Regions from separate parts of the Homo sapiens genome. Here region 1 is linked to region 2. Evidence: chromatin loops called from intact Hi-C (ENCODE). Cell type or tissue: PC-3. All regions are shown on one strand. Links, peaks and the distances in the headings refer to the core of each region. The heading gives the core; the rest is flanking DNA.

The links. Peaks named below come from ENCODE experiments on the same cell type or tissue, not always from the same donor. Only the 100,000 strongest peaks of a DNase experiment are listed, where the experiment ranks them.
Region 1: a loop joins it to region 2, with 6 times the contacts of the local background. A loop is called at or near these places in 6 of 110 quality-filtered maps.

What each region holds. Positions count from the first base shown.
Region 1 is chr4:21,881,686-21,898,497 of GRCh38, forward strand. All of the region lies in intron 1 of KCNIP4 (potassium voltage-gated channel interacting protein 4), which reads right to left. Among named protein-coding and RNA genes, the nearest start is that of KCNIP4-IT1, 37 kb to the left of the region's middle. In PC-3, for the core only: no CTCF peak of the experiment used is centred there; a DNase peak (open chromatin) is centred at 6,666; H3K4me3 peaks cover 429 bases; H3K27ac peaks cover 2,515 bases.
Region 2 is chr4:21,782,270-21,799,081 of GRCh38, forward strand. The region is part of intron 1 of KCNIP4 (potassium voltage-gated channel interacting protein 4); the gene reads right to left. Among named protein-coding and RNA genes, the nearest start is that of KCNIP4-IT1, 63 kb to the right of the region's middle. In PC-3, for the core only: CTCF peaks have their summits at 7,151 (motif pointing right) and 8,371 (motif pointing right); DNase peaks (open chromatin) are centred at 7,162, 8,372, 9,032 and 9,342; H3K4me3 peaks cover 600 bases; H3K27ac peaks cover 1,642 bases.

The DNA.
Region 1 (16,812 bases), core at 3,246-11,245, 100 kb after region 2:
AAACTCACAATGTAAATAAAGGTCATTTATGTATTAATAAGTTTCTAAATATGTTTTGGGTGAATTGCAAGTAGTCCATTGTTAATGACAGTTTCCCAAAACAACAACTTTAAAATCTTTGAGGCATCTTAGCCTTGACCCAAACTTAGCTCAATATTTTTCTGCTGCTTCATATAAAACAAATGCTACCAGTACTCACAGAAATCTGAGGACCTGCCACTCTCATTTACTATAGACCCGTATCCCATGAACATATTAAGACGGGAAAAGATACTACGCATGGAAAAGATTATTTCCACACAAACTGGGAAGGATCAAGGCTGGTTCCAATCAAAGGAAATTTGAATCTACTAACGCTTATTAAGCAGAAATTGTATCTACTACATTTATAGTTGTGTCTTCATATGAAAGTGAGTGCAATTAAGTATATTATGTATGTGAGATGTTACCTCCTCTTTCTGGAATTACTGCACAGTTTAATAGACATCAAAGAGTAAGATTCATAAGAAGGAAAGCACTATGCTATGACATTTAACACTGGCTTATTCAATGCTCAACTGACTCATAAAGTGACTATTACTGTCTCACCACTGTGAGTGAAAAAATGAGGCTCAGAGTGATTAATTTGCTCAAGGTCACACAGCATTCAAATCTGGTAGGCAAGGGCTTGAACAACCACTAAAGAAGACAGAAAGAAGCAGAAGACAGCGAAAAAAGCATTTTACAAAACATGAAGAGTTTTTCAAATTTTGTGTTTTGAGACTTAGTTGATCTTTAATGTCTCCAAGGCAAAGTTCAAAGTTAAGAAAAATATGCATTTCAAGGAAAAGAAAAGGAGAAGAATTTCTGGAGTTGGGACACGGAAACATAAGTAGATGGGCAGAGGAAAAGCTTGCAGAAGAAGAAACGGAAGCATGTAGGAGACCAGACAGAATCAAAATAGAAACTGAGAGACTGTACCAAAAGTAGCCTAAAGCAGTCTTTCAAGTGGCTGCGTCCCTGACCCCTGTAGGGAAAGGGCAGAGGGAGTTTGAACTAGTGTGGACTTCAGGAAGCTTGGGCTTCATTTAAATGCATGGAGAGCTCATCAGCAAAAATGAAATGGAAGTCTCATCCATGAGTGACTTTTCCTAAGGAGGGTCTCAAGAACTTCTTTTCCAGAATAACCAGACATTGCCATGTGAGCTTCTGAGGTACTATAGTTTTGCTAATGTAGTAAAAACAAATATTAAAGAGCTCAACAGAATGTTTTAATACCTGATTATTTTTTTCCCTGAAATTCACTTAAATTCCATGTAGTTATTTAGAATCTGGAAATAAAATTAAAATGTACCCTGAATAGACCTTATATTCTATGCTCTCTAGGCCCAAGAAATAACATTCTAAGACCAAAAGATAGATGTCAAAGAAAGGCAAATAAGCTTTATAAAAGACATTTAAATGGACAAATTAAAAGTTTGTTTCTGAGTTGTTGTTTTTTTTTTTTTTTTATAAGAGACAAGGTCTGCCTCTGTCACTCAGGCAATCACAGCTCACTGCAGCCTTATACTCCTGGCCTCAAGAGATCCCCCTGTGTAAGCCTCCCAAGTAGCTAGAACTGTAGGCAAGCACCAGCATGCCTAGCTAATTATTTAAAAAAATTTTTTTAGAAACGAGCGCTTACTAGTTGCCCAAGCCAGTCTCAAACCCTTGGCTTCAAGTGATCCTTTTGCCTTGGCCTCCCAAAGTGTTGTGATTACAGACATGAGCCACAGTGTCTGGCCTAAAACATTTTTAAAGTTGGGGAGAGTTAGATTAGACTGATAAAGGTATATTAATATAAGATTTTATATTTTAAAAATCTTAGATACACGTCATGTGTGATGAACCATTGCTCCTGTGTTCTGTTTGATCTAAAAGCAAAGAACTTACTTTCTTTGTGACTACTACTTTGGCAGACACATAATCCCAATTAACTTTGAACATATTTCCATTTTAGCAAATGTCATCCACAGTGCTACTGACTATCCACATTCTGTATCTTTTTTCGGCTATAGGCTTATTGAAAAATAGGGTGGAGGTCTTTCCATAGTGTTTGTCTTTACATTTGTGACTAACAAATTCCTGGCCTATAGCAATCACTCAATAGCTTATTGATGAAACAACCTTCAAATCGACTGATGAATGAATGAAGTGAATGGAGAATGGATAGGGTGACCAAATGAATGGCCCAATAGAGACTTCTTTTTGGAATAAGCTACACACACATTAAATATTTCTGTTGTTAGAAATATTCGGGAGTAGGTCACATCATCACTTGCTGGGAATATAGTAGCAGGAACTCAAACGTAAGGTAATCAAATAGATTAAAATTGCTTTGTAGGCTTCCTCCAAACTGAGAGCCCTTCATCCTATTTACTGTTAATAGCATAAACGAATGTAACCTATCCGAGTGAGTTGTAGGAAGATATATTTTAGGATGATAATAAGCCCAACAACAATAACATACATTTGTTTCAAAGTATAAGTACTTCCTATTTGCTGGCGGCATAATGGCCAGTTCTTGGTGACAGGCTACTATGCAACATAACACTTCATTTCAAAGGAAGAACATGGGGAATAGCGCATGGAGAAAGGTTGTACTCAGAGGGCCACTCAGTTCTGAGTGCTACAATGCCCACCAACCTCAGGAGGAGCACTTCCAGACAAGAAAGTACAATGGAGCCGTTGTCGTTAGAAGAAATGCCCTCCTCGTCTAGCCCCACAGTTAGAGGCCTGGTCTCGGCACAGTAGTTTCCCAAGATGGCCAGATGGATGGAGCTCATTATCTTTACAAAATTCCAAACGGGATAAATGGGACTTATTTCTTATTAATTCCCCAATGGAGCTACCATTGAGGGCTCTAAATTTTGTTATTTACAATCATCAAGTAAGCAGAAAGAAAAAGAGAAAAAAAGAGGAAAGAAAGAAAGGAGGGATGGAGAGAATCCATTAAGCAGGTGATCTATGATAAAGGCTTAGACAATGTGTCTTCAGGACATGTTGCTAGGGCCAACCAGAAGAAAAGGAATGCCAACATCATCACTTGCTACTGTCCCCCTCTCTCACTACCTTCTAGTCATTCTGTCCCTCTTACAGATTCTGAAAGACGATGATGTCACCACCACAGTCACTGCCTTCCCTCTTCCTGAAACTCTCTACCACCAGGTCTTCAGTGGCTCGTGGCTCCAGCTCACTACTCAGGAGTCCATCTCAGTGATACCCTGCCAACAAAAGTACAGTAGCCTCCCCCCCACTACTGTTATTTTCAAACTTGATTATTTAATTGGGTCCTTCATGGCACTTGTCACGATTTGTGTGTTTAATCCATTTACTTCCTTATGTTCCACTTTGACCATTAGAATATAAGCTCCATGAGGGCAAGCAAAGTTTTGTGTTGTTCACTATGGCATCTCTAGTACTTTCTGCAATTCCTAGGATGTAACTGGGGTCCAATAAATACAGAAAGCAAGAGGAAGAAAAGGAAACAGAGGCTGAGGAAGAAATACTTGTAGCATTTATCTTATTTTATAAAAGTCTTCCATAATTTCATTCAATGTTCATTTATCAAGCAATTATTATTGACTGCAGGAAGCCACTACATTCTGTAGAACTGAACATTGTTCTATTCGTGAAAAAAGTCTTATGAAAAATACAGATGCCATATTTAGTAAATGAGTAGTATTTTGCTTCATTGTTATTGCAAAATCCTAAAAAATGCAGCCACATCTTCATTTCTTGACCCTTGATCTACAACTCTTTCTTTGTCTTGTAGCCTAAGAACTGCAGGAAATAGAAATGAATCACTTTCCCACCAACTTCTATTTCTTGTTTTCTTGCCACGGGTTCTATTCACCCACTTAAGCATCTTAAGTCAATCAAATTTTTATAACCAAATCTCCTTAACAAATGCAAAACTCACTTCCCACCAAACAACCCTAATTTAGCACAAACTTTAAATTTCAAAGGAAATTTGAACGTGTTTTGCTTTAAATGTCAGGACTAGATTTTCAGACGGAATAATTAAGAGGGAGGAGACACTTCCTTCCAATAAAATAGATTGCTAGTTTGTGGAAAGTACTAAGAATATTATGTTTTTTTCCATATGCTACTAATGGGCATCCTGATGATCACATGAAGCTTGCTTCTTTGTCCTGATTGCCACGAAGATGAGAATATTCGCACTGAAATCCAAAGGATAGACATCCGCTCTTAAAAGGCAGATCTATCGGCTTGTGTCTTCTATTACGCCTGCAGTTTTCAAGTATCATTACTCATTCTCACAACAATCCATAATCCCCTTGTCATGTGGATAAGGCTTGTGGATTATTTTTTCTTACTATTATATAATATGTCATATTTCTTACATAAGTAAGCAGTTTTTTAGAACATGAAATTCTGTATTGTTTGGAATGAATGAGATTCATGCAGTTTTTGAAATGTTTTGGAAATTTTACTGAAACTTATTATGATTTTCCAGGTTTAATGTTTAGAATCTGATCATCATGACTGAAAAGTTATGTTATAAACTGATTTATACAGCATAATTTTCCAATTCATTGAGGGTGAAATTAAGCTCCAAAAGTGCCAAAAGCTTTCAAGATGCCAGAAAACAAATAAAAAGCAGATCTTTGGAAATGTTTTTGCCCAACACAAGCATTTTTCACACTACATCCTATCTTCTCTCCCAGGCTGTTTTCTGAAGGTCCTCCCATTTCTCTAATTATGTCAGAGAAGGCTTCTCAGTTACTAAAATGTACTGCCCCTCTTCAACACTTAACCCTAATGTATTTTTACAGAGGGAGTAAGCGGATGGGTTTCTGCCAGCACCAGGGAGCTATAAACAGTTCCCACAGGGGGTGAGAGACAGGGTCTACATAAAGCTTCCATCAAAACTGTAAATCCCAAATCTGTGAATGCAGAGGTTTTCCACATTGAAAAGTGTGATTGTGATCTTTGTGTCTTACCAAGAGATGTGACATTTAATAACTTTAAATATCTCCAAAGACTGACTTCAAGATCAGTGATATTCTCAGTGAAGTAAATGCACCTGATACCTGTGGCAACCATGGAGGGCACACACACACAAATTACATTTGGCTAAATTACAAAAGCTCTTCTTTTTATTTTTCATTTTTCTTCATTTTAAGATGTTCGTTATATTAGGAAACTAAGCCATGTATAATAAATGCTTTTGCTTTAGAGAGTGTGAGCGTTCATTTGAAGACCACTGAAAAAACTGGATGAAATCAAACAGTCAGGAATACAGGCTAAAAGCCCTGGTCTTAATTAAAGATCTACTAAGCAGCAAGCTATTGACATCATTGCCAGCTTCAGGACAAAGATAAAGTACAAATTTTTTTAAAAAGAGAAAACTGACTTTGTGTAAAATATAGACTCTAGACACAAAATACATAGAAAATGCTGTCCTTAAGAGTAGATGATAATGGCCTGGTGTCTTAGTCAGTTTGGGGTTCTATAACAAAAGTACCACAGATGAGGTGGCTTAATCAACAGAGATGTATTTGTCATAGTTCTGCAGGCTGGAAGTCTGAGACCAGGGTTCCAGCACGGTCAGGTTCTGGTGAGGACTCTCTCCCTGGTTTGCAGTTGGCCATATTCTGGTTGTATCCTCACTTGGAGGGGCGCAGAAAGAGTTAGCTCTCTGGTATCTTCTTACAAGGACACTAATCTCATTCATGAGAGTTCCACCCCCAAGACCTAATCACCTCCTAAAGGCCTTACTTCAAACCACCATCACATTTGGGATTCGATTTCAATGTATGAATTTTGGGGGAACACAAATATTTAGTCCACATCACCTGGGGACAGGATGCTCCAAAGAGATTTTGAATGATGAATTTCACCCTTCCCCCATTTACCTTCCTAAATTGTTTCAGACACAGAAACTTACGAAAGAAAATGAATATTTTCTCTTTAGTCATTGTCATGCTTAAGGAAATTATGCTGAACTCATTTGCATGAAGATGATTCAGCCTTCTGAATGATTTCCTTAACTAACACAGTTATTATTATAGATGAGGTTATATAACTGAAAAGCTTAAAAGAGGTTGTAACCATCCTTTATATATTCTAACTCATAAAGAAAATATTGCTGATGATTGAAACCAGTTGATTTTGCAGAATATTTGCTGATCATAAAAAGTCTTTGAAATTACTTTTTGAATTTCCAATGTAAAGTTGGGCCAATGAGGAAAAAGAAACTTCTGGTAAAACTTTCTACCTAGTGTTTTATCATTAGTTGTTCAACTATGATAGTTCATATTTATGTAACACTTACTATGTGCCAGGTATTGTTCTGATTCTTCTTCATTATTTCATTTTATTGTCACAACAACTTTATGACTTATGTATTATTAGGTATGATTATTATCACCGCTTTACAGAGAAGAAAATTAAGGCAGAGAGAAGTTAAGTGACTTACCCCAAGGTCTCACAGAGCTGGGATTCAATCTTTGCTCTTAAACTCACTAAACTAAACTGATTCTGAATAAGGATAAATACAACAAGTTTAACACTCTGACTCATACACAGAATAACTTAAAGAAGAGTAAGGGAAAACTGGTGCAGGCCACAAGAATTACTCATGGAGGTCCTCTGTGGAACATTATGCAAAGTGTGTTGGATAATGTTTATCTTTTAACAACCAAAGTAGAACTGGTGACTAAATTCTCCCTGTGCTTAGACTCATACGATTCAGATGCAATAAAAAATGAGTCAAAACTTCAGGTTTGTATTTCCATAATAATGTTGCACCCAAAGCCTTGTGAACACAAGAAGATAAAAGGAAACTAGAAAGAAACAAGACTTTCAAAAAGACTAGGACACATAAGGGTGATTAGGAGCCACTCTCCTCAACCGTTTTCCTTTGCCCTCAGGTGCAATCATGCCAGAAGCAGTTAATTCTATACCCTCCCCTTTGTTAATTTCATATTTTGTATGCTCTGTGTCATTACATTCACCATGCTATTATAACTGTCCACACCTTCTGAAGGGCTTCTGCTCCTGCTCAGAGCTGGCCTACAGCTACTGTCTTCATGACTCACATAACTGCTCAAGGCTTTGCTTCCTCATCTCCAATCTGAAACTTCTATCTCACTGAGCTTTTTTGGTCTTTGGCTTCACATCCAGTTTAGCTCTTTTTATGCAGTCACATGGATCACCTGTCAAGTTTTACTTTTACTACTACAAGTTAAGCATATCGAATCTGAAAACCTGAAACTTGAAATGCTCCAAAATTCAAAACTTTTTGAGCATCAACATGACACAATGACAAGTTAGCCTGAACACACTACTTTTTCACTATATTAATGGCATGTCATATTTTTATTGCTAAGTATTTATACGTGAATGAGTGTAAGAAAATGATTGCTTATAGGTACAATATAAATTTAGAGTCAGGAGTGACAGTGATGCCAAACAACCACAGGTTATCCACACAGGTGGCTGAGATAGTGACACTTTTGCTTTTCCATGGGTCAATGCATGCAAACTTTGTTTTATATACAAAAATTATTTAAAATATTGTATAAAATTATCCTTGGGCTATGTATATAATGTGTATATAAATCATAAATAAATCTCATGTTTAGATTTGGGTCCCATCCCCAAGATATCTCATTAATTATGTATATGCAAGCATCTCAAAATCTGAAAAAAAAACATCTAAATTCTGAAACACTTCTGATCTCAAACATTTTGGATAAGGGATATTAAACCTGTACTATTAATAGCTACCTGAAGGCATTGCATTAGGTACTCAACACTCATTTACCACAAATGTAGATCAACCATGCAAGGCAGGAGCTATCATCCCTATGATCCTAATACACAAGGGAGGCCAGAGGTTTCTCTTGGGGAGTGACATTTGAGCTGATAGCTTAAGTACGAAAAGGGTTTCAATTTGTGAATACTAGAAACAACTACCCTAGGCAGATGGTTCAGAACATGTAAAGGTTTTCGAGTAGGAAAAAACCTAGAACTAACAATAAGCTAATGTGGCTAGAGAAAAACCTGTGAGGGACAGAGTAGCAGAGTGGCCCAAGAAGGGACCACACAGGCCAGGCAAGACCGAATAATGCTGGCTTCATGATGTATTTCCTCCACTCAACTATGTACTCAGTAATGCCATAGACCGTGTTTCCACGTTTGATTCATGTGGGCTCCCAGAGTCTTGTATATTTGCTCACCCTTAGTGTTAGTTTGAATATTGGTTTTGGAATTGCTGGTGGCATTGATGATGAATTTGTTGTTGGTATCCACAATGGAATTGGTGGTGGTATTGGCGATGGAATTCTGATGGGATTGCTGGTCACATTGATAGAGGCATTGTGGTAGTACTACTATTCACTAGAGTAGAAACACAGTGAATGTCTACTGATGATCACCCCCTAAATGAAGACCTGTCTTAATGCACCGTATGTTATAATTCACATCATTCAGACGCAAATGATAGTTAACACTGAAGCCTAGATGAGAAGGTGAAAAGCAATTAAAATGTTTCACCTGGTTTTATTAACATGCTTGACCAGAGGCAGACTTAAGAATTTGGAAAAGCTGAATTTAAATAATTTATATACCTTAATGACCACATCCCCAGCATAATTCTTTCTGTACTTCTGGAATATGCTCTAACTCTTGTGTAAATACAGTCTGACTCTCCTTGAATCCCTTAAGTGTGATGTCATCTGGGAATGTTCTTCATAGAAATAACAGATTTGAAGAGCCTAAAGACCAATTTTATATTTTATTAGTAATTTGGTATTCATCCAGATGGGGAAAGGGACCAGAAAATATCCCCTTTCATGAGAATGTTATAAATCACAAATTCCCTTAAAAATGTACAGGCAGCTTCATACCAGATACTACCACAAGGATGAGGAAGACACAGTCCCTGAACTTTGTATCCATCTAATGATACCACTTACTCAGCACCACATACTTGTATTAAGCACATCATGTCTATTATATTATTTAATCTAATGGAAATGTTATTATTCCAATTTTATACTTGAGGAAACAGGCCTAGAGAACTGTCTTTCCTCTTGGGAAAAGCATGCATTTATGTCAGCCAGACCCCGATGGATTTCAATAGTGATGGTACAATGTCCAAGAAGCTGAAGAAGAAACCCAAAGCCAGAGAATGAAACATAGGGTTTATTAAGAAGACTTACATACAGGGCAGTTCAGTAGTGGCAGGGTAGACAAGAGAACTGTGACCACTTGTAAAAAGCATGCAGTTTATATAGCATTTTAACTTAGCTTTCTCTTCCAGCAACCTCCACCTGGCAACCTTCATTTAACCCAAAACAAACAGCCTAGATACTCTGTATGGCCTGTGTTCCAAGGGACGGGCTGGAGGTTCAGATGTTCCTCATATATAAGGAATGAATCCCTGGGTTGAACACTCTTGCATTTCTTAGATGTTCCTCATAGATAAGGAATGAATACCTGGGTTGACCACTCTTGGATTTCTTAGACTCCCCATAGGGTCTAAGAATAGAATTCAGGGTATGCTTAAATTAAGTGACTGCTGTCAGGTACATCTGCCATACAACTTGCCATTCATGAATCTCACCTCCCCCCTTGCTCCTTGGATCAACAACCTGGGAAATATTTAAGTATTGCTTAGTACATCAATGAACCTTAAAACTAAGGATCCAGGGTCTATGGGTGAGAATTCCATAGGAAAGTTCCATAGGGTTCTTCGGATCCCTAAGAAACGAGTCAGCGACAAAGAAACACCTGAAGGATAGACACCAGTGATGAATCTGAAGTACATATGGGCACACCCTCTCTGAGCAGGGTGACAGATTTTTACCAGTGTATTGTGTAGAGTGAGGCCAGGACTTGGAGGGAATGGAAGACCTGTCTAAGTGCACAGGGTCTAACAATGATCAGTTAACATCAACGAGTAAACAATTAATTCATTAATCATTTTGTGTTTTTCTCATAACATTTTGTCCAAAGGAATTTAAAGCAAAAATCTGTATCAAATAAGAGAAAACCATTTGCTGAACTCTACCAATAATTCTTTTATGCCTGGCTCACCGGTTTCTGAAATTCTACAATCAGAAAGTTGTCCCTTTAAATCAAAGCACTATCCTTAGAAATAAATTAGGAATTCCTAGGCATGGTATAATGTAGAGTAAATTAATTTGCCTCTGTCTCTTTTTCAGAACGGTTTTGATTAATTGAGAGTTGTGGTAAGAATTATAATTAATAAAGAAGGGGAAAGTTTGGAAGGGAAAGGCTGGGGGTGATTTCTGTCAACTTACAGTTTAAAAATTACAATGTGAAAATCTCTGGATTTACCGAGGTACATCCCTAATAGAAATACGTACATGCTTACCAAAGATATGTTCCAGACTGTTGAGAGAATGCTGTTGTCAATAGCTAAAAAACTGAAACTGCCAAATTTTCCACCAATACTAGAATAAATAAAATAATTGTTGTATATTCATGCAAAGAACCAAGGGTAAATTAACTATTGCTACATAAAACAACATGGATGAATCTGACAGATGTCAGATGTCATGATCAACAAACAAGGTCTACATGAAAGAGTTCATATTAGGTGACTCGATTTATCCAAATACAAAAAAAAAAGGTGAATCTAGGCTATGCTGCTAGAAGTTGGGATTGCGATTACCCTCACAGGGCAGGGCAGTTAGTGACTGTTGTAGAACAATAGGGAAGTTTTTGTGGTGCTCATTAGAGTGTGTATGTTTGGTGTGTGAAAATTTCTGGGGCTCTACATTAATGACATGGCCATTTTCTGTATGTATATTATGACTTTAAAAAAAAAAAAGCAAAAGCAAAAAAGTAAAAAAAAAAAAAAAAAACTATTGATTTTGCATCAGAAGTCTACTTAAAAAATTAGGTCCCAACAGGTTATACAATCTTAGGTGATCACTTAACCTCTATAAGTCTTAATTAAGTTGTCTATAAAATAGATGCCAATCAAAACCGATTAAAATAGATTACAAATTGTAATATGCTTTGTAAATTATAAAGTTCTGTACAACTGTTAATTATTTAGACCAGTGGTTTACAACTCTTGCTGTGATTAAGATTCACCTAAGAAGATTAACAGGGGCAACAAAATAGATATGTTATTCCCACTACCCTACAGATTTTGATTTCCTAGGTCTGGAAAGAAGCCAGTGCATCTCTATTTTCAGCAGTTCCACAGGCGATATAGCCACAGCTTTGGGCCATTGATTTAGAAAATATCTTCTTATTTCAAAAGTTAATACCCCATTTCGGTTTTGTTTCTGAGATCTGAATAACTCATCTACATTTTGCCAATCACAAGTTACAGACACAATGACATTTCAGGTAACCTAATGCATTTAGATAACAAATATCTGACGAGTAAGCAAGAGCCTTAATGAGCAAAAAGATATTTCATATTAAACCAGGCACCCAGAAGCAAAAATTGTGTGTGTGTGTCTGTGTGTGTATGTGTGTAAAACTCACAAATAAATTATAAGGGCAGAACGCCTTCCTAGTAATATCCAAAGCCTGAGTACATGCCATTGCATATCTATGCCAGAAATCATGATCCAATGTATGCTTTGGTTTTATTTTCCCTCCACTTACGAAATGAACACCAGATGTCGAAACAGTTTTTTATAACGTTTCTTCTGACATCCTTTTCATGTTTTTAATAGTATGTTGTTCCAACGATGAGGCTTCTTGGACTTATAAAATTGCTAGACCTCAAGAAGTATATCAGTTCCCATCAATGAGTAAAATGTATAAAATCTTAATGGTTTGGAGTTTTTCTTTGAATCCCTATGATATTCAAATTGCATCATTCATCTCCCCCTAATTTTCTCCTTAGACAAATTCATTACACACAAGAAAGAGTTCAGAGCAAAGCAATCCAACATTTGCAATTTACTTGTGTACATGTTGCCCCAACAGTAGATACTGAATAATGGTTGAATTTAACAGATTAGTCCTTTTGAGACTAGATCATTTCCTATAGCCAAAAATAAGATACTAGATTTTATGTAGCCCAGTTGTGGAGATGCAGTTAAAACCAACTCTTCCTCAAATACATGAAGCTGTAGTTGCATGGTATTTTTATTGGCCAACATATAGTTTTGTAGTGGATTACATCTGAACTGAATTTTCAGTGCTGCTGTGTGCATATTAAATGTTTCCCTTACTTCCTGCTTTAGGATCCTAATTAGCATTATGCATAACCTTGAAAATAATCTAGTCCAGTATCATTCTACACTTTTATCATATATATGCTATGGAATAATCTGTCACCTAGATCACATACTGAATTTTTTTTTAAATAAAACAATGAGGCCAGGCAGGGTGGCTCAAGCATGTAATCTTAGTCCTTTGGGAGGCCCAGGAAGACAGATCGCTAGAGGTCAGAAGCTCAAGACCAGCCTGGGAAACATGGTAAAACCCTGTCTCTACTAAAAATACAAAAAAAAATTAGCTGTGTGTGGTGGCACGTGCCTGTAGTCCAAGACACTTGGGAAGCTGAGGCAGGAGGATCACTTGAACCAGGAGGTAGAGGCTGAAGTGAGCCGAGATTGAGCTACTGCGCTCCAGCCTGGGTGACAAAGTGAGACCCAGTCTCAAATAAATAAATAAATAAATAAATAAAACAACGAAAAGCTACTTTTTAATGCAATCTCTCCTCAAATTTTTCTTAGAAACTTGCTTATAGTTAATTAGGTATGGTTCATTAATTCCTACCTGTTCTAAAAACTAAGGCACTACAAAAATAATAGGTACATCATTTGTGACTCTCTGAGGAAACACAGAGCTTACAAAAAAGAAACCTAGTAGTAACATAGAGATAATATGTCATTTTCCATTTTCAACAAATCATGTCATCAAAGACATAATGCAGAGAATTATAGAATATTCAACAGCAAACATTAAAAATTTACATTCTGATTAGTGTTATTTTATCACTTATAAATAATTTAAATAAAAGTTTGGTACTGTTCTGTTATTTGACATTGCTAAGGTATGAACTTGCCAACAGAAGTTGGTTTTTTTCCATCTTCAAAGAAAATCTAAACTTTAATCTTTTACACAAGGCAGGGATAAAATCCTTCTACTACTTAGTGCAGAGAAAATGCTGAGTTAAATGTCTTGATACCTTAGTACTCCATCTCTTTCCTTTCTGTTGCTTCTGGAAGCCATCTGAAGATCGACTATCATTCCTGTAGAGCTGACTCAGTCTTTCCTCATTATCCCTGTCCCTTTAATCCATGTTCTCTTATCTCTTCTCTCTTCTTCCCCAACTTTGTTCCCTCATTTTCCAGGTGAGTTGGGGGGCTTTCCATCCATAGTGGGACTGCTGCCTTACATTTCTCAATTGGAAGATGAATCAGTTGGACAATTTTGTGGGACATCTTTGATATAGATGTCTTGCTAAACCTTGATATGCCCTAGAGTATTTGTTTGTTTTGTTTTATTTTCTTCTTTGTTTTGGTAATAAGATAATCTTGATTGAGCAAAGGTCTAGAAAGATGAGCTTACTTTTGGTCAAAATGAGACAGACAACTGATTTCAACATTTCTTTTTCTCTAGGTATGTGATAAGGACAAAAGATAAAACTCTCTCAAATGGTACTTGAAATATAGAGTTAAGGGTGCTGTGAACAACAGAGTTGCTTTTAAAACCATTTCATCAGCACAATACCGTGGTTGAAAACATGAGATACTAAGAGTTACGCTATCTACATTCAAACGTCAGCTCTACCACTTATTAGCTGTGTAACCACAGCAACCTCTCTATGTCAGTATTAGGAATGATAATAAATCCTATTTAGTAGGATCACCACAAGAATTAAATAAGTCCACACATTTAAGGCACCTAGAATAGGACCTAGCAGAACATAAATGTTCAACTATTAAATTATTTTAATATATTTTGGGTTTCATTAGGCCTGCAAAAGTAAGGTAAGTATCTATAGTCTGGATAGCGAGAACCACAACAGGAAAGTGATTACACTATACTTTGCATGAACAAAAAGGAGCTAATTAGAAAGTGGCCCATAGCATCTGTCCTCAGATTGGGAATGGGAAAAGAACCTTCCCCTGTACTCTCCCAATTGGTGGCCATCTAACAACATCCAATAAGACTCAGATTGATTTATTTATACCTCTCTTTTTCTATCAAGGTGCCTTAATGTTGCTAAGTGATGCTAAGTTCTAGGGTGATTCTAGGGTGCCTGAACCATCCAGACATCCCTAAAGAATAAATGAATGTTGGTGGAAAGCTGTTTGGTCTGTACTGATGAGGCTTTGCCAACTCCATCACTAACCCAGGGTTTCAGATATTTTACTGTAAGTTTGTTTGCTCTAATCCATGCTAAGACCTTTCCATACATTGTCTCACTTCCTCCTTACAACCTCTCTATGCGACAGAGTTCATCATTTTCTCCATCTTACATATGAAATTTCACTATTTGCCAGGCACTTAAAGTTCAGATAAAAATTATGCAGATACAGTCACCACTCTCTTAGAATGTACACTTTCATAGAGAAAAGACATTGAACCCTATTAATAAAATAATGTGCTTAAAATTGTTATACACACCTAAAGGAGCTCCACAAGGTACTATCAGCCCTGGTTTTAGAGACTACAGAAGGACAAAGTATATGTAAAAATATAGCTGGTAGCCCATGGGATATCCAAGAAAAAGGACTTGTGTTTGCAACGAAGCTGGGGTAGAAGGTATCATGGCATATTCTAGGATATGAGAGAAGACCTGGCTTGTTGGAAGTCAGACAGAGAAGAGGAGTAAGGACAAAGGAAAATGTAAGTGTGGTCTGTTGAGGCTATCATGAAAGGCCTCAGGATCATGTTAAATATTTTGGGCATGAGGCATATGACAATGCACAGCCATTTAAATATTTTAATCATGTCAGACATGGTGGCTCATACCTGCAATCCCAGCACTTTGGGAGGCCGAGGCAGGCAGATCATTTGAGGTTAGGAGTTTGAGATCAGGCTGGCCAACATAGTGAAAACCTGTCTCTACTAAAAATACAAAAATTAGCTGGGTGTGGTGGCTCACACCTGTAATCCTAGCTACTCAGGAGGCTGAGGCAGGAAAATTGCTTGAACCCGGGAGATGGAGGGTGCAGCGAGCCAAGATTGTGACACTGCATTCCAGCCTAGGCAACAGAGTAAACTCTCAAAAAAATACATAAATAAATAATAAATAAATAAATAAATAAATAAATAAATAAATAAATATTTTAATCATGAAAATAACATGCTTATATTTGTTTATACCCTGGCTATAGTGTATAGATTGGATGTTGCCCCTCTCTCTTGCATTTAACTCTTCAGCCTCTCTTTGGTGGTATTTTTGTGTAAAGCTTTATATAAGACTTTAAAATTTATGCTTTACTTTTACTATAAGAGAACAGTATGCCCTTTAGCCACATTTCATTTTTTAAAAGATATTTATAATCCTCAAGAAACGATAGTAAAGGCATTGTCTATAGAAATAGAGATTTGAGAATAAGAATTTTTTTTTCCTTTTTGCCTATGTTTTAGTATTTCAGAAGTTCTAATAAGACAGTAAAAGAACAGCATGCCTTTAAAAGCAAGGTTCTAATTTACATACCAACTTAATTGGCCATGAGATCTTCAACTTCTATTTCTTCCAGCACAAGTATCAGAATTTTTTTTCTTGCCCTTGCTGTAAAAATCCTCGAAGAGTAAATAGATTTATGTAACACAATGTTCTTAAAACTTTGACCTAGTCATAATTCAGTGTGATTTTAATTCCTTTATACCTAAGTGCTAGGCAACATGCCACAATGTGAAATAGGAAGGGGAAAAAGATATATTTAGAGTTTGGAGGGCAAGAAAACTTTAAAAAACAAAAATAGGGCTAATAATTGTAAAAGGGCTTTAGAATGAATAATCTAAAGGACTTCCAGGAATGAAAATGAAACACTCTTAGAGAGCAGAGAAAGACGATCAACTAGAAGCCTCCAGTGATTGTCTTCCCCACAGGAACTCCAAATTGAGCAACTATTCATACAAAAAAAAGCAACTTCATAAGAACCAAAAATCAGGTAGGCATTCGCAGCACCTGGTTTTAACATCATATTAAGGAATGAGGCACTGAATACAGGAGGGAAGACGGTTTTGTATGGCCTACACCACTCCATCACCATCCCCTGGCAGCAGGCACGTGGTGTAGAGGGAGAATCTGTGTGTTTGGGGGAGGGAAAGTGCAGTGATTATGGGACTTTGCATTGAAATGCAGTGCTGCCCTGTCAGAGTGGAAAGCAGAACTCAGAAAGTAGGACAGGGAAGAACTCAGCCAGTGTGGATGGAGGGAGCATCTAGACAAGCCTTAGCCAGAGGCAAAGTGTCCATCCCATTGGTCCAAATCTGAGTTCCTGCAAGCCTTGCCACCATGAGCTAAAGTGCCCTGGGGTCCTCAATCAACTTGAAAGGCGGTATAGGCCCCAGTTGCCAAGCTGCAATTCCTGGGCAAGTCCTGGTGCTGTGCTGGGCTTGGAGTCAGTGGTCTTGGGATGCACATGACCTAGCAAGATGCCAGCTAGAGCAGCCAAGGGAATGATTGCATCATCATGCTTCCCCAACCCCAGGCAGCACAGCTCGCAGTGCCAGCAGAGACTCCTTCCTTTTGCTTGAGAGGTGAGGGGAGAGTAAAGAGGGCTTTGTCTTGCAACCTGTATGCCAGTTCAGCCACAGCAGGACAGGGCACCAGACAGAGTCCTGAGGCTCCCATTTCAA
Region 2 (16,812 bases), core at 2,828-10,827:
CAAACAATGATCAAAAGAAAATAGGAGTGGCTATTTTAACATAAGATACAAAACAAATTCTTACCATATGACCCAGCAATCATACATCTAGGCACTTATGCCAAATAAATGAAAATTCATCTTTACATCAAAACCTGTACACAGCTGGATGTGGTGATTCATGCCTGTAATTCCAGCACTTTGGGAGGCTGAGACAGGAGGATCACTTGAGCCCAGGAGTTTGAAACCAGCCTGAGCTACATGGTGAGACTCCGTTTCTACAAAATTTTTTTTAAAAAATTAGCCAGGCATGATGGCATGCACCTTTGGTTCCAGCTACTCAGAAGGCTAAGGCAAAAGGATCATTTGAGCCCAGGAGGTTGAGGCCGCAGTGAGCTGTGTTAGTGCCACTGCACTCCAGCCTGAGAGACAGAAGGAGATCCTGTCTCACACAAACAAACTTGTACACAATTGCTTATAGTAACTTTATTTGTAATAGCCAAAAGACTTGGAAACGGCCAAAATGTCCTATAGGTGAACAGTTAAACAAATTGCAGTAGATCCCTGCCATGAAATAAAATTCAGGAATAAAAAAGAACAAAATACTGCTATAAACAGCAACCTAGATGGATCTCAAAGTCATTATGCCTACTGAAAAAAAGCCAATCTCAAACATTATATGATCCATGTAGGTAAAATTCTTGAAATGACAAAATTGTAGATAGGGACAACAAATTAGTAGCTGCCAAGGATGAGGGATGCTGAAAAGGAGGTGGAGGTAATGATAAATGGGTAGAATAAAAGGATTTTTGTTGAAAGGGAACAGTTAGGTATTTTGATCATGGTGGTAAAAGAAATCTGCACATGTGATAAAATGACATAGAACTACATACATACATTACAGAATTTCAGTTTCCTGGTTTTGATTTTTGTGCTTTAGTTACATAAGAGGTAACAACTGGAGGAAACTAAGTGAAGGCTAAACAAGTTTTCTCAGTGCTATCTTTGAAACTTTCTATTCATTTATAATGTATTCAAATTAAATGGTTAAACAAAGCCAAAACTAAAACTAACTTTAAAAAGAGGCAGACAAGGATCCCAGAAATGAGAAACAAAGCACCAGAGAGGAATAAAGATAAACTCAAAAAAAAAGTTTTCAACAGGCCTAAATATAAATAATGTGGATTGGGGCAGGCAGGAAACTACAGAAGAAATGTTTCCAAGATGAAACTGAATAATTATCCCAAGTGCTTGATCACATTGAAAAATTATTATAAAACTGAGAGCAAGTTACAGATAAATTAGTAATAAGTACATTTAATCAAAAGCAAACCCAAAGCAGATGTCATTTCCAGAAAAAAATAAAGGTAGGACATCAAAAAAGGACATTTAAGCATAACAACATGAATCTTCTGAAGTCAGTGTTTATAGTCATAACAATATAAACATTAAAGACTTATTTACCTAAAACAATCACATAATAGAAAGATGAGAATATTATAAATGTACATATCGGAGGAGTGGGTAAACAGAGCTTAATCCCTATCTTCCATTATTATTTCTATTAATTTACAACCTCAACAGATCACATCAGTTTTGCACATATCAACGGATAAGGTACAAAACTGAAATATCAAAAGTAGCAGCATAATTACATTATTTGACCAAAAATATTTTTCATAAGCTTTGTAGAAATATATATTTAATCAGATACATATATGTATTACTCTGTTTTCACACTGCTATAAAGATACTACCTGAGGCTGGGTAATTTATCAAGGAAAGACGTTTAATTGACTCACAGTTCTGCATGGCTGGGGAGGCCTCAGGAAACTTACAATCATGGCAGAAGGCAAAGGAGAAGCAGGCACCTTCTTCACAAGGCGGTGGGGGGTGGGGTCGAAGTGCCAGATACTTATCAAACAGCTAGATCTCGTGAGAACCCACTCACTATCACGAGAATGGCATGGGGGAACCACCCCCATTATTACAATTTGAGATGAGAGTTGGATGGGGACAGAGCCAAACCATATCAATATACATATATAAAACAAAAACTTACTCGACTCCAACAAATCCTGTGCTCTGTCACTATATACAGAACAGCAACTTAAAAACCTCTCAAATGACAAAACAAAAACTTTCTTGCCCAAAGAAAATATTCTTAACACTAGAAAAAAAAACATTTTTTGATTAAAAAATCACATTTTAAAGAAAAACAAGGAGTTATAAAATATTTTTATGGAAGTCTTTGAACTCATATTCTAATATGTCAACCTGCCAAAGACAGAAACATTTGCACAAGAATGTTTTCTGGAAACTAGATAAAAATAATGCCATATTTTTATCTGAAAAAATAAATATAAGTCGATGTCAAAAACCCCAAAGGTGTTATCATGAAGCCAAACATTTTATCCTCAAAGATATATCTTTATTTGGAACATTCTGACGAAAATCCAACTAGGTCAAATAAAAATGCAGAATTTACCATCAAAGAGTACACCTCCTGGCTCCTTCACACAGCATTTTTATTTATCTTATCATGATCATGTCCTAAATTTAGTTTCTTTCTACTCTTTACCAGAGTAAATTTGATCACACTATATTTGATTCAATGTTGAGTTGACATTACTTAAATATTTTCAAAACCTTCATGACCAAGTGTCATTTCTTGCATGCAAACAGTCTTTTAAGCTAAAATAGCTGATGTACAGCAGAAATTAAATTGTCCTTAAACTATGAAGTTATATTACTGGCTGTCCCCACTCTCACCCATCCCTTGCAGTCAATAGCTGGTTTAAACTACACGTACAGCAGTAAAGATTGGTTACTTTGGTCCATTAAGAATAGCGGTTTTTCACACACACTATTTATCAGAATCACTCAGACCTCATCCCCCGAAATTATTTTTGTAGTAGCTTTATGGACATATAACTCACATACCACAGAATTCACCCATTTAAAGTATCCAATTCAATCCATGTTAGTATATTTAAAGGTTTGTGCAGCTATCACAATTAATTTTAGAACATTTATATCACTTCGAAAAAAAAAAAACTTGGCTGGCCACAGTGGTTCACACCTGTAATCCCAGCACTTTGTGAGGCCAAGGGAGGCTGATCACTTGAGGTCAGGAGTTTGAGACCAGCCTGGTCAACATGGTGAAACCCTGCCTCTACTAAAAATACAAAAAATTAGCCAGGTGTGGTGGCGCATGTCTGTAATCCCAGTTACTTGGAAGGCTGAGGCAGGAGAATCACTTGAACCCAGGAGGCAGAGGTTGCAGTGAGCCGAGATTGCACCCCTGCACTCCAGCCTGGGTCAAAGAGTGAGATTCCATCTCAATAAATAAATAAATAAATAAATAAAATAAAAAAATAACCATGAGCTATTATCCCCAATCCTCCCTTTACCCAGCCCTAAGTATTCGCTAACCTATTCAGTTTCTATGAATTTGCCTCTCTATATTGAATCATACAAAATGTCACCTTTTGTGTCTAGTTTCTTTCACTTAGCACACATTTCATAACAGCACTTCATTCTATTTGTTGCAAACAATATTTCATTGTACGGATATGTCACATTTTATTTATCCATTCGTCAGTTGATGGACATTTGAATTGTTCCCACTTTTTGACTATTACAAATAATGCCACCATGACCATTCATGTACAGGTTTTGGTGTGGGCATATATTTTCACCTCTCTTTTTATTTGAGGGGCAGTCTCACTCTGTCGCCAGGCTGGAATGAGTGCAGTGGCACTATCTTGGCTCACTGCAACCTCCGCCTCTCGATTTCAAGCGATTCCCCTGCCTCAGCCACCCGTGTAGCTGGGACTACAGGCGTGCGCCACCACACCCAGCTAATTTTTGTATTTTCAGTAGAGATGGGGTTTCACCATATTGGCCAGGATGGTCTCGATCTGTTGACCTTGTGATCTGCCTGCCTTGGCCTCCCAAAGTGCTGGGATTACAGGCCTGAGCCACCATGCCCGGCCTCGCTTCTCTTAAATATATACCTAGAATTGAAATCTCTGGGTCATATGGTAACTACATGTTTAACCTTTTGAGATACTTGTCCAAGTGCTCTCCAAAGTGGCTGCATTTTACATTCCCACCAGCAGTGTAGGAAGATTCTTATCTCTCTCCATTTTTGCCAACACCTGTTATAATCTGATCAGTCATTTTATTATTGCCATACTGGCAAGTACTCCCAGAGAGTTTGGTTCAATTGGTGTAGCTGTTGTACCCAGGCTGTATGTTTATTTATTTATATGTTATTTGTCTACATTGAGTGATTTTAAACCAGCATAGAGAGTCACTCTTTTTTTTTTTTTGAGATGGAGTCTTGCTCTGTCTTCCAGGCTGGAGTGCAGTGGCCTGATCTCCTCTCATTGCAAGCTCCGCCTCCCGGGTTCATGCCATTCTCCTGCCTCAGCCTCCCGAGTAGCTGGGACTACAGGCACCCGCCACCATGCCCGGCTAATTTTTGTATTTTTAGTAGAGACGGGGTTTCATCGTGTTAGCCAGGATGGTCTCCATCTCCTGACCTCATGATCCGCCCGCCTCGGCCTCCCAAAGTGTGGGATTACATGCCTGAGCCACCGTGCCCCGCCGAGAGTAACTCTTTTAGCCTCTATCAGAAAGTACCTCATATGATCGAGAATAAAGGTTATGTCTCTAGCCTAAGAACTTGGAAACCATTTCTGCCAGGTGAAGGTAAACCAAATAAGCCAGTGATAAAACGAGATAAATATGTGTATAGACAGTTTGAGCATCCCTAATCTGAAAATCTAAAATCCAAAATGCTCCAAGATTTAAACCTTTTTGAACACCCGACATAACACCATGAGTGGAAAATTCCACACATAAGTACCTAATACAAACTTTGTTTCATGCACAAAATTATTTGAAAATGTTTAAATTTACCTTCAGGCTATGTGTACATGGTGCATATAAAACACGAATAAATTTCGTGTTTAGGCTTCGATTCCATTCCCAAGATTCTCATGATGCATATGCAATTATTCTCAAGTTTAAAAATCTGAAATCTGAAACACTTTTGGTCCCAAGCATTTCAGTTAGTTCTTCTTACTGGACTATAATCTACTGCATTCATTCCAGTTTGTCAAACTCCAGCTGAAACACCTCCTCCTCAATGAAGCCTGGTCTCTCCAACTAGGGTTAGATGCTCTCTCATTTATGCCCACACAGCAAAACTCAGTACACTCCAGATATTATACTAAATGCTCTTTGTCATTTATTTCTCACAACAACCCCATGAAGAAGTTATTATTATCCTAATTTTACATATAAGAAGCTGAAGTTCTAAACAATTAATTTACACATAGTCCTTGCACATGGCAGAGCCAAGATTTGTTCCTAGGGCTATTTGACTCCAAAGTCACTGATCTTCTCACTGATTTGCTTGCCTTCCCATTATAACGTTTCACACACAGCTGAAACCATATTGGGCAGATCTTGTATTTTAAAAACTAAATTTTTTTAAAAATCTGCATTTTTGCCTCCATCATTAATTGTTCCTTTTTTCTCTATGTGCTTATTCATTCAACATTAGACATTGATTCTCTGCTACACACTGGCATATAATTGTATATCGGTTCTTCCAGAGCTGACATTCTAGTGGGGGAAGCATATACCAATCAAATGTGCCATGGGAAAATTCCTTCAGATTATTTGTCTCTTGCTCCAGGTAGGAGCAAATGAATAAAAAGAAAAAAAAAAAGAGAGATGGCTTTGAAGGCAGGCCGCTTGATACATTTCCCAAAAGAAAATTAAACTCAAGTCCCAGAAGCCAACAGCAGGCCTTGTCAATTAAATTTCAACCAGAAGACATTCACTCTTTTGCAAGTAAACCACACTGGACATTTCAAAATTTGGGAGGTAAAGAAGAAGAAGTAGCCATATTATTTTCCACAGAGCAATTTCATATAAACTCAAGAGCAATGCTATTAGAGATTATTAAGCAATGGACAATATAAACAAGGAGTTGAGATTTTTATGGGAAATGAAAAATGAAAAAAAAAATTCTGGGATTAAAGACTTCCTTACTTGAAGGATATATTAACACATAGCTAAATGACAAAGTAAATGGTGCACAAGTTTCAGCATATTCATCAAAGATTCATAAACAAATGTTCTAATCAATTACTTTAACTTCTATGCTATGAATTATGAGGAATGCAAAGAAATCTCACCCCCAGCCTCTAACCTCATCTACAGCCTGGCTTGCAAGATGGAACAAGATGCATGCATTCTACAAACATTTACTCTGCCTCAGGCAGGTCACCAGGCATCTCAGATCCAAAGGGTAGCGGGCTAAGGCAGCTTCCACCCTCAAGAAATTTACAGTTGATGTGGAGAAAAATCCCTACAAATACTGATGTTTTAGTTCTTTAATGCAGAATAACTATAAAAATAGTTACCATTCCTTGAGCCCGACCTACATGAGCCCCTGACATATTCACAACAACCCATTAAGTAGATATGCTTATGTCATTGTCATTGTAAAAATAGTCTAGCTGGCCGGTTGTGGTGGCTCATAACTGTAATCCCACCACTTTGGGAGGCTGAGGTGGGCGGATCACGAGGTCAGGAGATCAAGACCATCCTGGACAACAAGGTGAAACCTCGTCTCTACTAAAAATACAACAATTAGCCAGGCGTGGCGGCGCGCGTCTGTAGTCTCAACTACTTGGGAGGCTGAGGCAGAAGGATTGCTTGAACCCGGGAGGCAGAGGCTGCAATGAGCTGAGATTGTGCCACTGCACTCCAGCCTGGGCAACAGAGCGAGATTCTGTCAAAAAAAAAAAAAAAAAAAAAGTCTAGCTGAGGTTCAAGGGAGGATATGTGTTTTGCCTCAAGCCACACAGCTGGTGCAGGTATTACAACTCACACTCAACAAATTCCAAAGTTCAAGGTTTCTTCTACCCGCCCTGGGTTTCATGCCACCTCCCACAGAGGATTTTAAGAAATCTTAGTTGTATAAATTTTCATTTACTTTGGGAATGATTGTGTCTTTCAAAGTTTAATTTAAAATGTAAGTAAATTTCAGGTGCAGCATTTCATCTCAGCTGACAATTTATCTCTAATAGAAGAGAGCTACTTCAAATTAGACAATGGAAACCTCTTTTGCTTTAGTCTGCAAAACCACCACTAGATGGCGGTACCTACACAGTTATTCTAAGGCCAGTAGGGAACATGGTCTCTTTTTCAGTAAGCAGTTGGCTTCACAAAAAGTAAGTACTTCTTTTAAAAATCTAAATTTCTGTATTATTATTAGATACAGCAACTGGGTCACAGAGGGGTGGAGGTTTAAGACTACGTAACATCTTTGCTACATCTGTGTGAAGAACAGGATGTGTCTTTCCTAGTTAGCTCATCGTCAAGACATTCAAAGTTTCTTATATCGTTTCCTAAAACAGCATAAACAAAAGATTTAATTTCTGTGTAGATTATTGTTTTTGTGCCAATAAAAGACAAGATATTTGTGCTTGCTCTTACAAAGAAGAAATCAAGGGAGGCAGAACCTTATGTTATTCCTTCTAGTTAAATAAACATGATGTCTAAGGCAACCCACCCAAGTTGGGCCTTCCAAACTATTACTTAAGAAAATGAACATCAGATTCAGTTTGCGTTTGTTTTAAAGGAAATTGATTTGAATAGGAACCCAGAACTGAAGTCCGGTTTCTTCCCATTTTCCATCTTCATATACATTTGACAGTAGGAAAAGCATGGAAATATTATTTTGGTTATGAAACTGCCATGAAAAGCTGCCTCAGCATGTCATTTAACGGAAAGAGCTCCAGGCAAAGCCATTATGTGGATGGGCAAATGAGAGGAGGCTGGGAAGAAACCACATACTGCTTGCGTGAGTATTAAGTTTAAGCCATGGAAAGAGAGAATGAGAGGCTAGAAGAAATAAAAATGATACAAACTAAGCACTGTGCTCTCATTTTCATAGGAAATAGCATCAGCCATTCAACAATCATTCCCTGATAAGTGTGTTCAATCCTTAAAACAATTTCGAAATTACTTACGATTAAAAACATATTTCATCAATGCTGGAAATCTAAGCAACCACTTTAATACGATACTCTACACACACTCATTGTATCTTGTGTTTAGAGTATGTTACAGAGTACACTCAAATTTCACATACACCAGAATAGGAGAGGAATTTCGGAGGCTTTAGAGGTGGGATTTACCTTTCCAAAACCTCACATTATGACAACTTATGTTCCACTTCTCAACTTTAAATTTTTTAAAAAATTAATTCCCAGGACAAGTTTTGTATTATATTTCTATTTGAATATGAAATAGAAAACACATTAAGAAAAAAAAAGAGAACTTTCAACCAGAAGAGGGCGCTATCCTCAAACTTAAAATTTCCACACTGTACTCATAAAGTACCTTTGCAATTCTGAAAGATGCTTCAGCATAATCCAGCTTAATCATTGCCTTATAATCTTAGAAAGAACCCTAACCATATCCTTGAAGGGTGGAATGACCGATTTGCACAATATTCTCATTTTCAATACTCAAAGTAGCCATTATAATTCCAAGTTAATGACAACAGAAGCTGAAAAGGTATCATTCTGTAGCATCACAATCTTCATAATTTGTAACTTTTAAAAATGCTTAACTCTTGCATTCATTCAACTGAAATGTGTGGCTCCTTTATTTGCCTGCGCACTCCACAAAAAAAAAAAAAAAAAAAAAAAAAAGTTATATCTTGGAATACATCATTTTACAAAGACTGCTATTTTTCTTGGTATCTTAGTTTAAGGGGCAATAACAGACTACTCTAGGCTGGGCAGTTTATTATCAACAGAAATGTATTCCTCACAGATCTGGAAGCTGGAAGTCTGAGGACAAATTGCCAGCATGTTTGGGTTCTGGTGAAGGCTCTCTTTGGGGCTGCAGCTGCTGACTTCTCATTGTATACTCACAAGGCTGGAGAATGGGGCAAGCGAGCTCTGAGTTATTTTGTGTGTGTGAGGGCATTAATCTCATTCATGAGGGCTTCATCCTTATATCTGAGTCACCTCCCAAAGGCTCCACCTCCTGATACCATCAGGAGGTATTAGAGGTTAGGATTTCAACACAGGAATTGCGGGGCAGAAGGTAGAGGGGACATTCATTCTATAGCATTTGAGTAACTGGAAAATAAAGCAGACAAGTGAGAATTTGAAGAAGAAAAGGAGGAAGAATGGGAAGGGTGCTGCTTTTAGAAATTCCTGTTCACTGCAGAAAACAAGACAAAAACAAGAATTTATGTGGGCAGAGAAGATAAACACAACCGCGGGACTCACTCTGGTGAGTAAGATGTCTGTGTCCACACTCATCCTAACTGGAGGAAAGTTGACTGCTTTTTCCTACTTTTATGGCTTTGAGTAGGTTCCTTAACATACTTAGTATTTCCATTCCTCAGCTGTAGAAAGCAAACAATAATAAGAACTACCTCTCATGCCTGTAATCCCAGCACTTTGGGAGGCCGAGGTGGGCGGATCACCTGAGGTCAGGAGTTTGAGACCAGCCTGGCCAACATGGTGAAACCCCTTCTCTACTAAAAATACAAAAATTAGCCAGGTGTGGTAGTGCATGTCTGTAATCCCAGCTACTCGGGAGGCTGAGGCAGGAGAATCACTTGAACTCGGGAGGCGGAGGTTGCAGTGAGCCGAGATTGCACCGCTGTACTCCAGCCTGGTGACAGAATGAGACTCCGTCTCAAAAAAAAAAAAAAAAAAAAAAAAAAAAACCTACCTCATAGGCACTCTTCATCCCTACACTCTCTCTGTTTTTTTGAGACACTGCTTTCTGATTTTCGTGGTGGGAAGGGTTGGCTTGCTTAGTTGCTTATTTATCTCTCTTGTTTCTCTCTCTCAATAGACCCTAAGTTTCACAAGCACATAAACCGTATCTGTCTTATCCCCCTCCATTCCCAGTGTCTAGAATGTGGCAGGCCCACAACAAATTCTAGCTGAAGGAATCAGCAAGGAGATGTTATGGAGCTCTACCAAAATACTAACCCAGAACTTGAGACATGGTCAGTCATGAGAATTTCCACTACACTCTGCTTCTGTGATGTTAATTTTTATATTAACATATAAAATAATGGCATATATAGATTTTGAAGTGTGTGCTAATGGCATAAAATTGCCCTCATAAATAAATGAAGTCAAAACTTACTGATTTAAAGAAAACTATTAAGTAAATAATGGAACAGATGCTGTGTGTAAATGTCAATACGTGTGAAAGTGGTCATGGATAACAGAAGTTTGCAAAACTCACTAGATGGAGAATAAGCATAACAGAAGCCTGGCACCAAGAGTGAGGGTGGAGGTCGGAGGAAGTTTAAGGACTTGGTTTCACAGCTGGGCATTTTGGAGATGGCTGAGGCCAGCAGACAGAAAAGCCCAGACTTCCCACATTGAGACTGCACAGGGCTGCAGACATAGATTTGTATTCCCAGGTTTAACCACCTCTCTAACTTTATGGAGGAGAATCTCTGATTGTGAAGGGTTATGACTTACCAAACTACCCACTGGATGTCTTCCTGTAATGTTGAGAAGCATCCATAGTTTCCTATTTCTTTGTAAATACCAAACCTAGAAAACTACACATGACAGTCAAGGGCACTATTCTAAATATTCTAAATGCTCAGAGTATGTGAGAGAAATTTGGAAAGAATCCTCTGGCTCAGAGTCAACAGATGAGAGAAGGAAAGCTACTGCCTTAGGTGTTTGGGGGCAGAAATTTTCCATTCCTGAGAAGCAAACTGAGGTAAGGATAGTCAACATTCATGGGCAGTCCCAGTTTTTGTTGTACCTTTAAAAAAACCAAAGCCTAAAATGAGTTTCTGAGAAAAGAAATCTATCCATATATCAATGGAAATTTGTATACCCAGCAAATATAAGATAGTATCAGTTCTTCAGGAGGAATTATCATGAAACCTGTGCACATTGACACGTTCTGGACAAGTAGTTATTCTTTTTTGAGATGGAGTCTCGCTCTGTCACCCAGGCTGAAATGCAATAGCACCATCTCGGCTCACTGCAACCTTTCAACCTCCACCTCCCAGCCTCAAGCAATTCTTCTGCCTCAGCCACCCCAGTAGCTGGGATTACAGGTGTGTGCCACCATGCCCGGCTAATTTTTGTAATTTTTGTACAGATAAGATTTCACCATGTTGGCCAGGCTGGTCTTGAACTCCTGACCTCAAGTGATCCACCCACCTCGACCTCCCAGATTTCTGGAATTACAGGTGTGAGTTACCATGACCGGCCTGACAAGTAGTTTTTTCAATAAGAGAAAAACAAAATAAAATTCAAACACATATCTTATAATTTAAGAGACAGAGTTCAGAAAAGAAATAAATACCACCTGAATCCTCCTTTTATGTGAAAATATTTAATTCCATTTAATCATACAAAATCTGCCCATATAAATTGTCTTCCAGGTCTGGGCCCAATTGCCACTTAAGGAAAAAATACATGAAAATATACCACAGGGGTATATACCCAAAGGATTATAAATCATACTGCCATAAAGACACATGCACACGTATGTTTATTGTGTCACTATTCACAATAGCAAAGACTTGGAACCAACCCAAATGTCCATCAATGATAGACTGGATTAAGAAAATGTGGCACATATACACCATGGAATACTATGCAGCCATAAAAAAGGATGAATTCATGTCCTTTGTAGGGACATGGATGAAGCTGGAAACCATCATTCTCACAAGGACAGAAAACCAAACCCCGCATGTTCTCACTCATAGGTGGGAATTGAACAATGAGAACACCTGGACACAGGGTGGGGAACATCACACAATGGGGCCTGTCACGGGGTAGGGGGAGGGGAGAGGGATAGCATTAGGAGATATACCTAATGTAAATGACTAGTTAACGGGTGCAGCACACCAACATGGCATATGCATACTTAGGTAACAAACCTGCACGTTGTGCACATGTACCCCAAAACTTAAAGTATAATTTAAAAAAAAAGAAAAGAAAATATACCACAGGGGAAGATAACATTGATTGGATCATCTCAGATTTCACTTAATTCTATCCTGTCAGGGGCCACTTACTCATAAACTGCTTAATTGAATGGGTACATTTTCAATCAATTGTTTTGTCTCATGAAAATATATACCTGGTAGACAGCGTGAGCACTGACAGCTTCCTGAAGCCATCTGAGTATGTAGAGCAATAACTGCAACACGAGGGATGCTGTAAATATAGGGTTGCCCTCTGGGAAGGCTTTCACCTACAATTCTTGGGGAGGCTCAGAGAATCTGAGACCCTGGCTTAAAAACTCACTGAGACAGCCGGGCGCAGTGACTCATGCCTGTAATCCCAGCACTTTGGGAGGCCGAGGCAGGCAGGTTGCCTGAGGTCAGCAGTTTGTGACCAGTCTAAAACTCCAGCTCTACTAAAAATACAAAAAATTAGCCAGGAGTGGTGGCATGCACCTGTAATCCCAGCTACTTGGGAGGCTGAAGCAGGGGAATTTATTGAACCAGGGAGGCGGAGGTTGCAGTGAGCTGAGATCATGCCACTGCACTCCAGCAGGGGCAACAGAGGGAGACTGTCTCAAGAAACAAAAACCAAAAAACGAACAAACAAACAAATAAACAAACGAACAAAAACTCACTGAGACCTGAAGTTCCCTTCGTCTCTCCAGCCAAACCCATGATTACCCTCAAGTACTCAGCAAATAGGCCTTTTGTCCTTACTACAGACTGAATTTTCAGTTCCCCCCAAATTCAAAGCCCTAACTCACCTCAAACTGAGATTGTACCTCAAAATGAGATTGTATTCGGAGACAGGGCCTTTAAGGAGGTGATGAAGTTAAAATGAGGCCACCGGGGTGAGCACTGATCCAGTCTGACTGGTGTCCTTCTAAGAAGCGGAAATTAGGACATGTAAGTAGACATCCGGGAAGCGTGCACACAGAAGAAAGGCAGTGTGAGGATGTGGTGAGGAGCGTAGTCAAAAAGCAAGGCCTCAGAAGAAAGCAAACCCAGAGACGCCTTGATCTTGGACTTCCAGCCTGCAGAACTGTGAGAAAAACGTCTGTTGCGTAAGCCACCCAGTCTGTGGTATTTTGTTATGGCAGCCCCAGCAATCCAGTACAGTTCTCAAAGGGAAAGCTGCCTGATAAATCACCCTGTGCAATGTCTATGAGGCAAAGTGATACTAATATAGAATCTGACTTTTCAGACACGGAAAAATTTTAAAACAAATAGGTCACCAAGGATTTGTCTAAGTAAGTGAAAATTCTAGATGAACTTGAAATACTCTTCTCATTGGAATTGTCTGTCTATTTTGGATGCCATTTATATGGGACATCTCACACAATACTTTTTTTTTTCTGTTGCTTTCTGAGTTGATTTTCTTAAGTATAGTTTAGTAAAAAGAGATGCAAGGGTATATTGCATAATCTCTGGTAAATCTGCAACTGAAACACACTTTCTTCTTTGAAAAAAATAAATAAATAAATTTCCCGGGTGTGGTGGCTCACGCCTGTAATCCCAGCACTTTGGGAGGCTGAGGCAGGTGGATCACCTGAGGCCAGGAGTTTGAGACCAGACTGGCCAACACATGGTGAGACCCTGTCTCTACTAAAAATGCAAAAATTAGCTGGGTTGGTGGTGCGTGCCTGTAATCCCAGCTACTAGGAAGGCAGAAGCAAAAGAATCACTTGAACCCAGGAGGCGGAGGTAGCAGTGAGCTGAGATTGTGCCACTGCACTTCAGTCTGGACTACAGAGACAGACTCTGTCTCAATCAATCAATAAATAAAAATTAAACCCTAATAAACATGGAGATCTCTGTGGTTTAGCTCTTATATAACATCACATTACACTATTTAAAGCAAGTTTTGTTCTTTACTCTGGTTTCTCATGGGATGTTATAGAACTTGGTTCATATGGCCTGTAATGTACTTCTTACACAATTTTTTCTCTTTCTCAATTATCTATAGCACAGGTTCTCTCCAACCTTTCATTCTCCAAAACTCCCTCCCTACATCAGCTTTCTCCCCTCCCTGTAAGTCCAAGCCTTCCCCATTTCTTCCAACTCTTCATGGTGTTGACTGGAGTGACCTCTTCCAATGAGGTCTTTCCTACGCCAGACTGTCAAGCTTGGTCCTTCTCTGTCTGATCTCTGGCATCTCAAAATCCAGGACTCTCTCTGGTCATATAGACACACATCTTCATTTAACTTGCGTGAGAGAAAGATGTCTGAAATGAACCAGTTAAATTGTGTACTTGAGAAACGTACCCTTAAAGATAATGAGCCATTTCTTAAAAGCGTTCACCTAATCTTAAGAAAGGAGGTAGCCATCTCTAAGCCATCATCTATATGTGTGTTATCCTCTTATTTTTGGAATGACACATCTATGTTACTTGATGACTACAAATAGATATTATGGATTGGAAATTTCATTTTTTAAGTCTGAATAATAAACATTCAGGATGTGACTATGAAACTGATGCATTTATCAATGATTTAATTCTGTGGTTTGCGGGAGTCAAGATTACATGTTCCGGAAAAGCCCAAAGTTTGTGGATATCTCACCCTTTAAGTGATACAGTATTTTACAGTAAAATGATTGTTTTTATCAATAGTTGATGCCTAGCATGCTCCCTTTATATTGAACGCTTCTGACATTGGCAAAGCTTGGACATATTCTGAGCAAGAGGCTCCATTTTCATTTTGTGTGAATTTTTGGTTTGTATTTTCTACCATCACTAGTCACAGAAGCCACTCAGCCTTCCCTTCTTCTCAACTGCATCCTTTGATCAACACTACCCACAATTATAGATACCGTCCCATCTATGCCTGTCTGCCTCATTAATTCTATTTATTTATTTATTTATTTTTAGAGACACAGTCTCTGTCACTCAGACTAAAGTGCAGTGGCGTGATCATAGCTCAGTGCAGCTTCACGCGTCTACGCACAGGTGACCTCCGGGCCACTGTGTGGCTAGGAGTACAGGTTTGTGCCACTGTGCCCAAGTTATTTAATTAATTTATTTTTTAAGAAACAGGGTCTCACTATGTTGCTTAGGTTGGTCTTGAATTCCTGGCCTCAAGTTATCCTCCTGCCTCAGCCTCCCAAAGTGCTGGAATTACAGGTATGAGCTACCATGCCTGGCCACCTCATTCTTTTCTCAAAAACATCAGTTTTTTTTTTTATTTTACTTTGTCCATTTATGTTTCTTACACAGTATTTATGTCTTATGCTTTTGTATGTCTTATAAAAAGGTCTCAATTTTATTTGAGTTTTCCACATTTGAATGCTTATAACTTCTGTTTTCTTTGCAAATCTATAGGATGTCATTGTTATATTTGGGTTGTATTTTGTTTCACTTTTTTACTGGGTTATCTTCTTATCACTGTGATTATTTATCTCAGGCACAATGAATTTTACTGACCTTCAATATTATACCAAAGAATTAATAAGATAAGTTATGTATTGATATCTGATTCTTAGAGACTGAACTGAGACTCTAAAGAAACTAGTTAACAAAAATGGTTTGATAGGATAGCTGCCAAATTTACATGATAAACACTCTGGTAAGGTTCCCATGTCATTCCTAATGTCACTATATATATGAGGCCAATGGAGATGAAGGAATAGGCAGAATGAGAAAAAAGGCAGTGCTGTGATAGTAATCAGAATAGTATGATGTAAGGATATACAGCTTATTATACGAGGAGTATTTTCAGATTGCCCCCCACTCCTAGCTTACCAAAAAGCATCTTATAGTTGCAATTCTCCTTTCCTTTCCTTCTTTCTCTCTCCTTAAGATGTTGCACTTAAATATATAAAATACAAAAAAAAAATACGTACACACATATCCACACACATCTTATTCTAGGAGATTAAATAAAAACCTACATGTATACATATCAGACTTATATGCATATATGTATTTGGATATGTGTATAGTATACTCTGAAGATGAGAAATAAAATGCAGGATGGGCGTGGTGGTTCACGCCTGTAATTTCAGCAATTTAGGAGGCCGAGGTGGGAAGATTGCTTGAGCTCAGGAATTCAAGACCGGCCTGGGCAACATGGCGGAACCCCGTTTCCACACACACAAAAAAATACATATATATATATATATATATATTTGCTGGGTGTGGTGGCACACATCTGTAGTCCCAGCTACTTGGGAGGCTGAGCACTCCAGCCTGGGTGAGAAAGCAAGACCCTGGGAAAAAAAAAAAAAAAAAAAAGGAAAGAGAGAGAGAGAAAGAGAGAAAGAAAAAGAAAGAAAGAAAGAAAGAAAGAGAAAAAATGCAAAGAGCCACTCTTTTAAGCTATTCTCCAATAGATTAAGAGAATGAGAAAAAAATAAGCTGTTAAGCTTTTTGGAGGTGATATAGTTTGAAAGTGAAGAAATATCTACTTTCAATGCTAGATTTCAGCTTTACATTTATAAGTTCCTCAGAAACTATCTGAAAGTTTTGTATTCCTGCACACTTAGAAGGCATATGAAACAAAAAAGGTAAAGATAGAAAAAGCTACCCTGCTTCAAAATAATCAGTTCTTTCTGTGGGTTAAAAACTACTAATATATTTGGCTTATATATTTGGTGTATCAATACTTTTCACCCATATATAATAAAATTCATTTCCAATCTTTGGCTACATTATCAAAATGTTTTAATTAATTGACTATGAGCTGACATTTTCCTAGAAGAAATATCAATTTTTACATAACAGTCCATCCAGGAAAAAAATGAAAAAAAAACCTCTATAATTTCAACTTTTACATTCTTGAAA